Regions from separate parts of the Homo sapiens genome. Here region 2 is linked to region 1. Evidence: read pairs that join two places in POLR2A ChIA-PET (ENCODE). Cell type or tissue: PC-9. All regions are shown on one strand. Each heading gives the region's core, and the rest is flanking DNA. Links, peaks and the distances in the headings are about the cores only. Region 1 holds the start of TMEM125 (transmembrane protein 125). Region 2 overlaps MPL (MPL proto-oncogene, thrombopoietin receptor).

What was found. Peaks named below come from ENCODE experiments on the same cell type or tissue, not always from the same donor. Only the 100,000 strongest peaks of a DNase experiment are listed, where the experiment ranks them.
Region 2: POLR2A ChIA-PET joins it to region 1 with 5 read pairs; 8 of 35 experiments call an interaction of 5 or more read pairs at or near these places.

The regions. Positions count from the first base shown.
Region 1 is chr1:43,264,763-43,277,322 of GRCh38, forward strand. TMEM125 (transmembrane protein 125) reads left to right here and starts at 5,221. Exons shown (of 4, transcript NM_144626.3): 1 at 5,221-5,323; 2 at 5,919-6,031; 3 at 7,422-7,577; 4 at 7,816-9,240. The coding sequence starts at 7,961. The coding sequence ends at 8,620. RefSeq lists an enhancer at 4,852-5,355. In PC-9, for the core only: no CTCF peak of the experiment used is centred there; a DNase peak (open chromatin) is centred at 5,849; H3K4me3 peaks cover 1,973 bases; H3K27ac peaks cover 1,634 bases.
Region 2 is chr1:43,344,423-43,346,922 of GRCh38, forward strand. It overlaps MPL (MPL proto-oncogene, thrombopoietin receptor), which reads left to right. Exons shown (of 12, transcript NM_005373.3): 7 at 2,023-2,207; 8 at 2,370-2,500. Among named protein-coding and RNA genes, the nearest start is that of MPL, 7.9 kb to the left of the region's middle. In PC-9, for the core only: no CTCF peak of the experiment used is centred there; a DNase peak (open chromatin) is centred at 959; H3K27ac peaks cover 1,725 bases.

The DNA.
Region 1 (12,560 bases), core at 4,906-7,405:
TTGGGAGTCCAAGGCGGGTGGATCACGAGATCAGGAAATCGAGACCATCCTGGATAACACAGTGAAACTCCATCTCTACTAAAAATACAAAAAATTAGCCGAGTGTGGTGGTGGGCGCCTGTGATCCCAGCTACTCGGGAGGCTGAGGCAGGAGAATGGTGTGAACCCGGGAGGCAGAGCTTGCAGTGAGCCGAGATCACGCCACTGCACTCCAGCCTGGGCGACAGAGCGAGACTCTGTCTCAAAAAAAAAAAAAAAAAAGCCTCCAAGTTAAAAACATAGGTATTTTAACTAATAACTCAGAAATTCAGCTGTTTTCATTAAACCAACAACATTCATTAGTCTTACTTATCAAAAAATTTGCACAAAGATCATTTGGTTTGGGCTGGGTTTATAGTTTTATAACCTTCTATGCCAAACTCTGACGCCTCAAACTATGTAACAGAGACAAATATAAAATCCAGACAGAAATGTATGCTGACAATTCTGAAGACATTTATATTTTCATTTTACCAATAATTTTAAAACCAGTGTGTTTAGTAAAGATTTACTTAAGTCATGTGAACTTGAAAATTGCTTAGACTTATTTGCTTAATTTATGAGTGCTCTTATAAGCCAACACAACATATAACAGTAAGTGTACATACAAATAAACACATCTAGGTATGTAGACACATACACAAGCGAAAATTCAATAGCTTATACCTTGGAACTTTACCCATGCCATAGCAATACAAACTCACCGGCTTTACATGGTTACACTTTGTTTGCCCTGATAGGTAATCCAACAAAGGCTATGAGCCAAAATTTTGGGTAAAGCAGTTTTCATGGCAGTTTGATTTTTAAGGGCCAAACCTCCCCAGACTCCAAAGAACACTGGGGCTAAACAGCACCAAAGGAAAACATTACATATTAACTAGGCCCGACTCTGCTTAAAACAGCAGAACAAAAGCCTGGATACATGCAACTCCATCCCACGTTCCCATTCAACAGCAAACTCCAGATTCCAAACAATTTTGGGGCCAAAGAGTATTGCAAAAGATTACCAAATTAAATTCTAATTCCTCATGCCTATATCAAATACACACAATCACCAGAACACTATCCAACTACTGCAGCAACAGACAAGCCCTTAGTGTCCAAACTGAAAAGTCAGGGTGCTTCCTCTCTCTTCTGTGTTTGGGCTTGATCAACCAGCAAATGGGAATTCCTTAAGGAATTTCCCAAATTGAGAGGAGCTGACCCCGCCATCTGCTACCCAAAAAAGACGCTCACTTGCCGGGACATAACACACAAGTACAAACAAGTCCCCAAGAGTGTCCATCCTGAAACAGTCATGGTGCTTCCCTCTCGGTCAGTTGGGCTTGTTCCGTCTACAAATGGAAATTCCTTTAAAAATTTCCCAGATTGAGAGGAGCAGATCCTGCTGTCTGGACCCACAAAGGACACTCACCTATCTAGGTGCCTAGCTTGAGTCGGAGGCTCTGTCTAATCAACTATAGCTGCAGTGGTGGGTCAGAAAACATAATCTGGTCGTTGGGATTCTTCCTTGCAGTGAGGATGGTCATGGTGAATGGGACCAATACTCCAAAAGATGTCTATCTCAGGGAACTGTCACTCACTGAGAAGGGAGTGGGTGCCTGGAGGCATTGGAAGCCTGTAGGTGCTATGCCTTATGCCCATTGTTCCCTGAGACTGTCCTCAGGACGGAAAGAACAGTGCCTCTCCACTTAACACTATATCTCCAGCACCCCCACAACACCTGGTCCACAGGAGGGATACGATCAGTGGATGCTGAATGGATTCATTCTTTTTTTTTTTTTTTTTTTTAAGACGTAGTCTTGCTCTGTTGCCCAGGCTGGAGTGCAGTGGCTCGATCTCAGCTTACTGCAACCTCCACCTCCTGGGTTCAAGCGATTATCCCGTCTCAACCGCCTGAGTAGCTGGGATTACAGGCATGTGCCACCACACCTGGCAAATTTTTTATATTTTTATTAGAGATGAGGTTTCACCATGTTGTCCGGGCTGGTCTTGAACTCCTGACCTCAAGTGATCTGCCCACCTCAGCCTCCCAAAGTGCTGGGATTATAGCTGTGAGCCACCGTGCCCGGCCTAATTATATTATTTAATCCCCTTACAACTATATAAACTAAGTTCTGTCATCCCCATCTTACAAATGAAAGAGACTGAGACACAAGGAGGTTAAGCAATTTTTCTCCGGTTACACAGCTAGAGCTGGGGCTTGAACCTTCAAGATCAATCTAGCTCCAAATCCAGTGTTCTTTCCACCATTTATTCATTCAACAAACATTTATTGAGCACCTACTCTATGCCAGTCCTATTCCAGGAGGTAGGGATAGGACAGTAAACACACACAAATCTTTCCTTCATAAAGCTTACAATCTAGGAGACAACATTTCAGATTGATAAGACAGATATATAGCATGTCAGAGTGATAGTGCTGAGGAGAAACATAAGGAAATAAAACACAAGGGCAGGGGATAGGAAGTACTGGGAGGTTGCAATTTGAGATGAGGTGGCCAACAAGTCTCCCTGAGAAGATGCCATTTGAGAACATTCCTGAAGGAGGGAGGGAGGGAGGGAGCCATGTGGGTCAGAAGCATTCCAGGCAGATGGAGCTGCTGGTGCAGAGGCTCTGAGGCAATAGGAATGAAGCCAGAGAGGGCCTTATGGCGGTGGGAGGACTCTGTTCCTCTGAGGAAGGCGGGCTGCTGGAGGGACTCTGCACCTCCTAACTGAATCACTCGGGCCACTGGGTTGAGAACAGCCTGTGGTGGGAACATGGCAGAAGCTGGGAGACAGCCCCACAGCCTCTGTGTTCTCCCCACAGTACTCCCATTCACCACCTTCTTGTGGATCTGCGGGTGGTTCGTCCGCACCTTCCGCTTTGTGCCCACGGCCACCTCCTCCTCCTGACCTTCACCGTCACCAATCTGAATTACCCCAACAACCTCTGCTTTGGGGACAGAGTTCAACAGCCCTGTGAAGAGCCTGCCTTTCCACTTGACTCCAAGTTACTTGATAAGACCCAGAACTAGAATAGAGACTTGCCCAATCAATGTTTAAACCAACGAAGCTTTTAGGTGTTGTTTCTCCCATCCAAAAATTTCCCTTCAAACCCCTAAGGGAAGGGGTAAAGGAAGGAAAATTTCATGGGTCCCCTGCTGCAGCTCTGCCTGGGACAGCTGGCCCATGGGTCTGGCTGGGACTGGACCTGGGGACCAGGGTGGGTAAATAAATGTCAGATGTGTGCAAGAGGAATCTGCAGCCAGCAAGCCCTGTTGGGCCCCTGGCTCCCCTGCTCCTCTGAGTCAAGCCCCTTTATTATAAAGGGGATACCTTTATAATGCTTTGCAAATTGGCAGGATGAACACCTGCAATGCCACACCACTGTCTCCCCACCCCACTCCGCCCAACCATCCTCCTGATCCAGACTGCACTGACCTTTTTCTGAGGGAAAGGACATCTAAAGCCATGCCATCCAGTAAGGACACAGCCACATGACAGATGTGGTGCCTGGGCATTTGCAGTGTGGCTGGGATAAATGAGATGCTCTGTAAGTATAAAATAATACCTACCAAATTTTCAAGACTTTTGGTTCACGCCTGTAATCTCAGCACTTTGGGAAGCCAAGGCAGGAGGATCGCTTGAACCCAGGAGTTTGAGAACAGCCTGGACAACATAGCGAGACCCCCATCTCTATTTTTAAAAATAAAAATAAAATACCCTGTACAAAATAAAACTGTAAAATAGCTCATCAATAACATATATAAAAATGTGTTTTGGAATTAAAATGTATTAATTTAAATGTATTAATCTCATGGGTTTCTTTTTCATTTTTGAATGCAGCTATTAGAAAAGTTTATATATGTAGCTCACGCTATATTTCTTTTTTCTTCCCCGTGCCCCAGCCCCCGCCCGCAGACGGAGCCTTGCTCTGTCACCCAGGTTGGAGTGCGATGGCACAATCTCGCCTCACTGAACCTCTGCCTCCCAAGTTCAAGCAATTTTCCTGCCTCAGCCTCCTGAGTAGCTGGGATTACAGGGGCCTGCCACCATGCCTGGCTAATTTTTGTATTTTTAGTAGAGACGAGGTTTCACCACGTTGGCCAGGCTGCTCTTGAACTCCTGACCTCGTGATCCGCCCACCTCAGCCTCCCAAAGTGCTGGGATTACAGGCGTGAGGCACCATGCCCGGCGGCTCAGGCTATATTTCTAGCGGACAGGGCTGTTCTAGAATTATGACTGGCCTCCAGTCATCTCCGCAGAACAAAGCAAAGAGATGCGAAAGCAGGTCGAGCACCATTATTTTGTGAACTGATAATAACAAGATAAGGGTGATCTTGTTTTTCTTTTCTAGTTCATACACATCAGGAGGAGAAAGCAAGAGACATCACAGGGGCTGATCCAGGAGATGAGGGACAGCCTACAACAGCTCCAGCCAGCCTGCCCTTCACCAGTCCGGAGGGTGGTGTGTGTGTGGTGCCAGATTTGCCTATTAGAAGCTCCCACCATGTCCCTATTAAACTTTAGAACCCTCCATGGGCCCCTTACACAGCCCAAGTGCCTCACTATGGGCCTTCAAGACCCTGAACAGCCTGAGCCAAACTTGTCTTTCCAGCTTCCTCTCACATGCTTCCTGCTCAAAACCCCCACAGCTGTCAGTTCATGCTATCATTTAGTCTGCTAATCAATCATTCAACAAATATGTATTGATTACGTCCTACATACTAGCTACTGAGGTCATGATGATTAGCAAAAGAGGCACTGTCCGTCTGCTTGCTGGGGACCACACATCTAGCAGGGAATGACAGGTAAATACATAATAGGCAATTAAGCATATTGCAGTAAGAGTAGTTGTTGGGGAAGCACAGGGGCCATGGGTGCACCAAAGAGGCACCTCTAAACCAGCCTGCAAGTCAGGGAAGGCTTCCTGGAGGAGGTGGCATCTCAGTTGAAGAATGCAAGTTGCCCAGACTGAGGCTGGGGAGTGGCAAATATCCCAGGCAAGGGAGAACTCTTGAGTTCAAAAACTGGAAGGGCAGAGAGGAGGGCAGGGTGCCAGTGGCAAATGACTGGCCTGGTGTATATGGCAGGGGCTTTATGAGCCTTGTGAAGGAGTGTGGCATTTCTTCTGAAGTGTTTATTCTGGGAGTTCCTGTCTCCTGCCTGAAAGGCCTTCACCCCTCCTCCCTGTTCACTCAAATCCTGCTTCCCCAGTAGGATCCAGTCTGTGGGGCTCATTTGAGGGAGAATGAGCACGGGGCTTTTGGAGGCTGCAGCCTAGGGCCAAGGGATGGAGGTACTGGGGCTGTGTTTGGGGGTCCGCTGATGTTGGAATTTGGGGCTAAAGCTGGGTTTGAGGTTGGCGTTGGGTTTGGGGGCTGGATTCAGGAACAGGAGTCGAGGTTCGGGCTGAGCGTGAGGTTGGGATCTAGGACCTTAGTCCAGAATTTGAGTTGGAGTTAGGAGTTGGGGGCTGAGGTTTCTAGCCAGATTAGGGGTTGGATTTGGAGTTGGGACTGGAATTGAATTTGGAAATGGGGCTGGGGGTTGGGGCTGAGATGTGACGCAGGAGCTGGGGCAGGGGTGGAAGCTGGGAGTTCTAGCTAGGGTTTGCAGCTGCAGCTAGAGTTAGGGGTTGGTTTTGAAGCTGGAGCTAAAGCTAAATCGGGGTCGGAGCTGTGGAATGGGTTGGCGCCCAGGCTCTGGGGCAGATAGACGACATTCCTCCTGCTGCCCAGGTCTGCGAATTGTGTTCCGAGCCCTAACTGCAGCGGACAGAAGCCCCTCCCTTCACAGGAATGCCTCAGCCCAGCAGAAGGAGCAGTGCCACGTCAGCCAATCGGCTCAGGCCCTGCCCTGGAAACGACACCTGTTCATCCTCCTCCCGGCAGGCTCACCTGAGTGCAGGTTAGGCAGGTGAAGTGTCTCCCCGGAAACCAAGCTAGAGTGCCCCACCTGCTCGGCCCTGCCTTCTCGGATCGGATCCAGCACATCCAGGCTTCTCGTGAGTTCCCCCATTGTCCCCCAACGCCCCACCGCCCCCATGTTCTCCCACTCGCTTCTCCCCTGAGAACCTCCACCCCGCCCCCAGCCTGACACCCGTTGTCTCAGCACACCTGTGCAAGCATTTTCAGACCAACGAAGTCACAGCCCAGGGGAATGCTGGGACTGACTCCACGGCCACGCCCACCTCCCCCACTTCCTTGAGAGCATCGGCACCAGCCCCCGCCCACCTCGGGGGTAGGGGTCAGCCTCTGCAGAGGAGTCTCCGGGAGGACAGATACCTCGTCAGGATGTAACCTGTGCACGGCCACATAGTAATATTCCCAGAATGACCCAGGACCTACGTCTTCTGCCCTGTCCTGCCTTGGAGGGGTAACATCGTTTTCATGTATTCAAAAAGCACGCTTTGAGCATCTATGCAGGCTCTAGGCCCCACTGGAATTCTGAAACGAAGATGTCAGGTGACTCATCCCCACCCCTCAAGATAAATGTTATTGTCTTCACTTTTCAGACAAGGAGACTGAGGCTCTAAGAGACGAACCATTCAGGCTTCCTGGCCCCTCCCCCAGACCCCTCTCCTGGGCTCTGCAGGGCTCTGGGCTGACTAACCCACACCCACACTTAGCACAGGCACTGGCCTGCTTGCTTCTGTCTCTGTCTTCTGCTGCAGACTGGGGCTCCTTGAAGGCAGGGACCTCATGTGCTTTATTTTTGCCCAATGTGAGACATGCTTTCCTCTGGAGGACAGGTTAAATCAGCAGCCACTGTTAGGTGCCTGGCCATGTTCCTACCGGTGGGAAGGACTGGAGCTGGGGTTCAAATCCAGAGCCCTCCTTTTTCCTTTGCTCCACTTTAGAGAAATCGTGGAGGAGGATGGCATGGGGGAATGGCGAGTGTGGAGAAGAGCAAGGGGAGCAGAAAGACCAGTGAGGAGGTGGAGGCGGGAGCCAAGGATACGAGAGCAGGGAACTGGCTAGAGAAATGTTTAGAGGTGGAGCCCCAGGGACAGGACGTGGATTAGATACAGCAGAGGGAGGAGGAGCTGGCTGAGAGGGCAGTGATGCCATGCCTGAAGTGAGGAACGCAGAAGGAACAGGTTGGAGTAAGACAACGAGCTTGGGTTGGGACCTGTTGCATCACAGGGACATCAAGGTGACAATTGACTCAGGACGGAGATGTAGGTTGGAGAGAGGAATTTGGGAACTGGCAGCTTATATTACCAAACTCATGGCTGTGAGATTGGATGGGATGTTAGGGGAGGGAGGGTGTTAGGGGTCTGGTCCTAACCCACAGAGAAGGAGGAGACACAGCCCTAAAAGAGAAGTGTCAAGGTCAGTCAGGCTTCTGGTTCCAGAAGGGTTAAGTCATAAGCGCCCCCTCCATCCCCACAGCTCCTCCCGAGGAACCAGTGGTGACAGCTGAGGCCATGTGAGTAGGATCCTGAATGAGGCTTTATCTCTGGCTGTTCGTCCCATCGTCCACCGTGGCACCAGCTCCCTCAGCCAGCCGGGATGGGACCAGCGACTGAGAGAGCCAGAGGCAGAGAGGTCAGGGCCTGGGTGAGGGGATTCCCTGGAGGGTTTTAGGGGGTACCCTATGGGCAGGGTACTCCCCTGGGGTCATTGGAGAGCCATTCCCAAGGGACAGTACTGCAGAGGGGGCTATCCCAGGGGAGATTCGGGGGAACACTGGGGTGGATTCTCAGGGATCATCCCCAAGGCTCCCAGGTGGGACCGTGGGGGACAGGTGGGCTGGGAAGGTAAGACTGTGATCCTTCCCCTACAGGTGAGGGTGACCATATCCTGGACTGTGAGAGGAATGGGACTCTGGGCCTGTAGCTGCCAAGCAGGTGGCAGGTGCTCCAGGCTGTGATCTGAACCCTCTGACCCCTGACATTGACCTCCTACCCTGACCCCTGCCTGACCAAGCCATGTCTGAACAGGAGGCTCAAGCCCCAGGGGGCCGGGGGCTGCCCCCGGACATGCTGGCAGAGCAGGTGGAGCTGTGGTGGTCCCAGCAGCCGCGGCGCTCGGCGCTCTGCTTCGTCGTGGCCGTGGGCCTCGTGGCAGGCTGTGGCGCGGGCGGCGTGGCACTGCTGTCAACCACCAGCAGCCGCTCAGGTGAATGGCGGCTAGCAACGGGCACTGTGCTCTGTTTGCTGGCTCTGCTGGTTCTGGTGAAACAGCTGATGAGCTCGGCTGTGCAGGACATGAACTGCATCCGCCAGGCCCACCATGTGGCCCTGCTGCGCAGTGGTGGAGGGGCCGACGCCCTCGTGGTGCTGCTCAGTGGCCTCGTGCTGCTGGTCACCGGCCTGACCCTGGCCGGGCTGGCCGCCGCCCCTGCCCCTGCTCGGCCGCTGGCCGCCATGCTGTCTGTGGGCATTGCTCTGGCTGCCTTGGGCTCGCTTTTGCTGCTGGGCCTGCTGCTGTATCAAGTGGGTGTGAGCGGACACTGCCCCTCCATCTGTATGGCCACTCCCTCCACCCACAGTGGCCATGGCGGCCATGGCAGCATCTTCAGCATCTCAGGACAGTTGTCTGCTGGCCGGCGTCACGAGACCACATCCAGCATTGCCAGCCTCATCTGACGGAGCCAGAGCCGTCCTTCTTCTCACAGCGGCCTCAGCGTCCCCAGAGCCGAGCCAGGGTGTGAGTGCATGTGAACGTTGAGTACACATGAGTGCGTGTATGCCCCCAGGCTGGGTCAGCTCTTCTGTGGATTGCATGGCGTGTGATTAAAAGCCCATGTGTTCCCACACATCCACATCATGGGAAGGTTAATGTGTGCCTCCTTGGAACTGGGTGTTGGTGTCCATGGAACTTCCTCTCTGTATCTCAGGTCAGTAGGCGCAGAAACGCCTCATGATGAAGATTCTTGAGCCCCATTTCCAAGACCCCTCACATCCAATCCTGTCCTGTAACATCCATCAAGGATTTCCATAGGGGTGACTGGTGCCCACCCAAGACTGCACCAGTGCCTGCTCATTGAGGAGAGTAACTGCTGGCCAGGCAGAAAGAATATGGGCTCTGCAATGAGACAGACCTGGAGGGGACTCTCCCGTTGAGCACTAGCAGCTGGAGGAGTTGGGAGTTCATGGCTATCATGGTTGTGTTAATCGATTGTGGGGATGAAATGTCATTGTGTATGGAAGGCGGGGCTCATGGCTGATTGGCAATAAAATGGCGGCTGCCGTTGTCATTGTCTCCATCTCAGGATCTCACCTCAGAGACCCTTCCTCCCCTACCCCAAGCCCCGCCCCATCCAAAGCAAACTCCTCACTCCTATCTCAGCCTCATAAACCGTGCCTTGAGGGTCTCCTCAGTCAGGCCTGTGGTTTCTCCTCTTAGGTAGGGAGAGGACGGAGTGGATGCCAGCCTTGGGAAGGTGGTCGGTTTCCAGTCCCAGGGAGAGGTGAGGGACCTGAGTCCTTCGCATTTGCTCACATGCTAGTTCAATATGAGGCCTTAAGTGTTTGGTGTTATCAGCTGGTTTCTCTGGCAACTGCACCTCCCTTCGGTTGTGCCTCTTCAGCGGATTCCCTGAGGGTGGTTGGGAGGCTACATCTCCCTGCCCCACCTCTGAAACCAGAACATCCCACGTCTGGGCAGTGGCTGCACCAGCTGGCCTGCTCTAGGTTCCTGGGCATGGGAGAGGTGTTTCAAATCCCCTAGGGTGGTGAGAGTCACTTCCTGCTTGGAGTCAGCCCTGGGAGGATCTCCCCTCTGTAGCATGCAGTGCCATTTCCTGGCTGATGGTGAGCCACGGGAAGCAGCACTCAAGTGTTTCATCACTTCCTGCTTCTCGAGGTGCAGACTGCATGAAGCCCGTGGAAGATGCCCAGAAAAGCAGGGAAATGAGACCTGTCTCCAAAGAAACGTTACAGTAGAACTACAGAGGCTCTGACAACAAAAAGTTGGCTTTCAGCAGAAAAGGTCAAGGATGTCTCCTGGAGAAAACACGGGGCTGACAGATGAGGGGAAGAGTGTTGCCAGTGGAGGGAGGGAACAGCGTGAACAGACCTGGGAGAGAAAGACAAGGCGTGTCCCAGAACGCCAAGGACAACAGAAATGGCTCCCCTGGGTGCTCCAAGGGTGCCTCATACCCACCATATTCAAAACTGACCCTGCTCCTCTCATCTTGAATGAGCTCCTCTCTCTCACCCGGAGGTGCCACGCTCAGGGGGCATCTAGAGTAGAGACTCGGTGCAATGCTAGTTGGCACCGTCACTGTCTCCTCACCCAAGTCCACTGACAAATCACCAACTCCTCTGGTTTCCCTCACACAGATTTGTCTGACAATCCATATCTTCATGCTCACTGCCCAGAAGGGACCCTCTTCATTCCTGCCTGAGTGGCACATCGGCCTCCTCCTCTCTCCCTGCTTCTGCTCTTTTCTCTTCATTCCCCTTCCCCCTGCCATGCACACACACATCCCTTGAGCCAGAGTGATCATCCTAAAGCTAAAACGAAAATCTGCCTCAGAGCCTGTCTGTGGCTGCCCATACCTCAGCCTTCCCAAGTGCTGGGATTATAGGCGTGAGCCACCACACCCAGCCGACATAGAGTAGGTTCTTTATTGGATGGATGAAGGACTCCGGCATGGCCAGATGGCAATGAGTGTGCAAGGAGCAAGGAGAGACCCACCTATAGCTGGGAGGGGATAGGGAAGGTAGGCCACTGCCCCTGTTGGCCCTGAATCTGTCCCTCCCAAAGCCCCCTGCTCTCTACCTCAGTTCTCACTCTTCCTGAGTTCCCAAGGGCAATCTATCACTATGACCCACTCCTGGCCTGATATGGGACTACAGAATGTCCTGCTTTCCTGTAATATGGGGAGAAATACCCTTTCCTTTCATCTGAGACAGGGTTAGACTCTTTTGCAATTCTCACATTATTTCTTTTCTTTTGAGATCAAGTCTCACTCTGTCACCCAGGCTGGAGTGCAGTGGCGTGATCTCTGCTCACTGCAACCTCTGCCTCGCAGGTTCAAGCGATTCTCATGCCTCACCCTCTCGAGTAGCTGGGACTACAGGCGCATGCCATCTTGCCCGGCTATTTACAATATTTCTTTTAAGAAACTAAAGAAAAAACAGAAGCCCAGAGGCTTAGAAAATGGGGAAAGAGAGGGTTACCTGGCATAAGCATCTGACTGAGCAGCTGCCGTGGGTGAGTGGGTGAGCACCAGGCTCTCCTGGGAAGGACGGGAGATGGAGACTAGGGCTCATGGCCCCAGGGCACTGATCCCATAGGGTAATGGACACCCAACTGTAACAGGAGACAGGTGATGGTACCAGCTAGGTAAAGCACGGGCAGGGAAGAAATGTGTCTACCTCCTCAATCACTGAAGTAGGCTTCCCACAACCTCTTGCCTGCAGCCTGCTCAAATCATTTCACTGAATACTTTCTTTGCCTCCATTGCAACCAGAAGCCCACTGGCATCTCCGTTCTCCCTCTGTAAAGCTGCTGCCTCCTGACTTCACTGCCCCCTCCTGCCCACCCCCTTACCATCTAGTTAAGGTTCTGTGGCCATCATTTCACCTGCTCTTTGAGGGACTTGTCAAGTCCTTAGCCCTCTGCCCTTGGGTCCCACCCTCCCAGCCAAACCCCCTCCATAGACAAATCCATCCATCTGCCTTGGATGCGCCCGCCCCACTGTGAGTGGCCATTAGAGAAATCTGTACAGCCAGACAGCCTGCTGTCACTGCGAACTCCTCTATCAAGTTCTCAGCTGAGGCCAGGCACGGTGGCTCACGCCTGTAATCCCCGCACTTTTGGAAGCTGAGGCGGGTGGATTGCTTGAGCCCAGGAGCTCAAGACCAGCCTGGGTAACATGGCAAAAACCCCGTCTCTACCAAAAATACAAAAAAGAAGTTCTCAGCTGAATCTGCACTGCGGCTCCTCAGTGACACTGCCTTTTCCTGGTTGGCTCCTGCTCCTACCGTGACTCTGAAGTTCTCTCCACCCTCTTCACCACCCCCAACCCCCACATCCTCCCACCCCAAACACCACTCTCAGCAAAAGACAGCCTCCTCTCTTCATGAGAAGGCGAGAGCCCGTGACAGGAGCCCCTCACCACGGCCCCCACCAAATCTATCCTCACTTACTCCTACTTGTCCAATGGCCTTGGCAGCCCAGCAGAGGAATTTGGACTTTGTCCTCAGGACACTGGAAAACATGGAAAGACTTTCGCCAGGGGAGTAGGGTACTGTGGCCAGAATAGGATTTGGGACTTGCTGGCTGCGGTGTGGAGCCAGGGATTGGCCTTAGAAGAAAAAGAATGAGAAGAAATGGCCAAACAGCCCGTCTCGGCTGGCCACTGAGGGACGAGAAGAAGTTGGCCCAGCTAGAGAGGTTAGGAAGAGTATCCCAGAAAGAAGGAATAGCACAAAGAAGGGTCCAGACCTGGAAATCTAAACTGGCATTGGATGAAGGAAAAATCCAAAACAAGGGCTGATGGAGAGACAGCACAGCCTTGTCTGGACCTAGAGGCTCCCATCGGTGGCAGTGAGGTGGAGAGAGGAGCTTGACACA
Region 2 (2,500 bases), core at 1-2,500, 75 kb after region 1:
GCCTGTTTGTCCCTTTTGCCTATCCTATTTTTAGTTCAAAACTCAGTCTAAACATCGCCGTATCCAGGAAGCATTCCCTGACCCTCCCAGTCTGGGTTGGATGCTCCCCTTTGATGCTCCCAAGCCAGTCTATGCACATCACAGAAAAATATCATGTTTGTTTTTCTGTCTTTCCCACTGAAATTAGAGCTCTTTGAACCTTATTCCTCTATGCACTCATAGGGCCTGGCACAGTACCAATTGGCACATAGTATCAATTATTTGTTGATTAAATGGGTAAACATACCCATTTTAGTGACGGTGAGCCACTTAGGGGTTATAATCAAGAGGGAGACATGATTCAATTGTTCAATAAAGAATTATTGAGAGTGACTTTTTGCAAGGTACTGGGGATAAATAGTGCAACAAATAAAATGGAAAAGGGGCCAGGCTCGGTGGCTCACACCTGTAATCCCAGCACTTTGGGAGGCCAAGGTGGGCAGATCACTTGAGGTCAGGAGTTCGAGACCAGCCTGGCCAACATGGCGAAACGCCATCTCTACTAAAAATACAGAAATTAGTCAGGTGTGGTGGTGGGTGCCTGTAATCCCAGCTACTCAGGAGGCTGAGGCAGGAGAATCGCTTGGACCCAAGAGGCAGAGGCTGCAGTGAGCTGAGATCGTACCATTGCACTCCAGCCTGGGCAACAAAGCAAGACTGTCTCAAAACATTTTTAAAAATAAATAAAGTGGAAAGGGTTCCAGCATTGTTGGGGCTTACATTAGTAGAGGGGAGGGGAAAAGGAGGGGGAGAAAAGTAAGTAAAGAAATAAAGGAACAAAGTTATAATAGAGACTAAAGGGGGGCGTGTGGTGGGTGGGGGGTGGGTGTTGCTAATTTAGACTGAGTGGCCAGGAAAAGCCTCACCAGGGAGGTGACAGATAAGCCGAGATCTAAATGGCAAGAAGGAATGAGTCACATGAAGACCTACAGTCAGAGCAATCCAGGGCAAAGGCAAAGTGCAAAGATAGCACATTTGGCATATCTATGGCACAGAAAGAAGGCCTGTGCGGATGAAGGGTGATAAACTGGCATGAGAATCATAAGAGATGAGAATGGCAAGGCAAGGAGAAACCAAATCACAGAGTCCTGTAGGCCTGGTAAGGGGTTTGGGTTTTATTCCAAGTGGGATGAAGAGCCACTGAAGGATTTTAAGCAGTAAACAATGACAATTTGACTTACATTTTTAAAAGATATGTTTCTCTGTGAATAAATAAATAAGAGTAGAAGCAGAATCACCAGTCAGAAATTTGCCTTAATCCAAGCAAGGAATGATAGTGGCTTCATCTAACATAGCAGTGGTAAAGATCAAAATCAATAGTTTGTGACATTATATTCTGGACATTATCACATCAACATTTTTGGAAACAAATTCTGGTAGCTGTGTGGAGAACAACTTGAAGGTAGTGGCAAAAACAGAAGCAGAAAAGCCAGTTAGGAGACTATTGTCATAATCTAATAGCAAAATAACACATAGGGGAGAGTAGGAGGAATGACGTATGAGAACACGTTAAAAATAGAGGATATTTTTCTCCAGAAAGATGAGGGTTCTTTAATCTTTGAAACAATCCTGTGAGGTTGGTATCATTAACCCATTTTACAAATAGAAGGAAACTGGAGCAGAGATAAACCAAGTAATTTGCCCAAAGTTACACAAAGGTAAGCCAAGACCTCAACTCTTGGTGAAAACCCATGCTGTTTTCACATATCATGCCAGGTCTTTCCTCAAAGGGAAGAGGCCAGACAACAAAGCTGACTTCAGAAAACATCATGGCAAAATAGCAAAAACAAACGAACAAATGAACAAAGGAAAAAACAAAAAGAAAACATCATGGCATAAAGACAGAGGGAAAGCTCTGGAGGCCCCTGGAAGGAAGGAGTTAAATGATAATCCCTGCAGGCCATCGTTCTTGTAGGATGGGAAGCCTTGGGATTAGTCTCTGGGGCAGGCCTGATTCAATGACTCTGTGGGGCTGGGTCTTAGGTACCCCATCTGGGAGAACTGCGAAGAGGAAGAGAAAACAAATCCAGGACTACAGACCCCACAGTTCTCTCGCTGCCACTTCAAGTCACGAAATGACAGCATTATTCACATCCTTGTGGAGGTGACCACAGCCCCGGGTACTGTTCACAGCTACCTGGGCTCCCCTTTCTGGATCCACCAGGCTGGTAAGAACTTTCTTCCTCATTCTTCCCACATAGTTCCCACCCCCACTGAATCTGACCCTGTGCCCAGGATCCCCAACTCTGACCCTTCTGACCGATGGCTCTGGTGGCACAATGCCTTGTGCACAGAAGGACTTAAGCTGCTCCCTGCTGACATCCCTGTAGTGCGCCTCCCCACCCCAAACTTGCACTGGAGGGAGATCTCCAGTGGGCATCTGGAATTGGAGTGGCAGCACCCATCGTCCTGGGCAGCCCAAGAGACCTGTTATCAACTCCGATACACAGGAGAAGGCCAT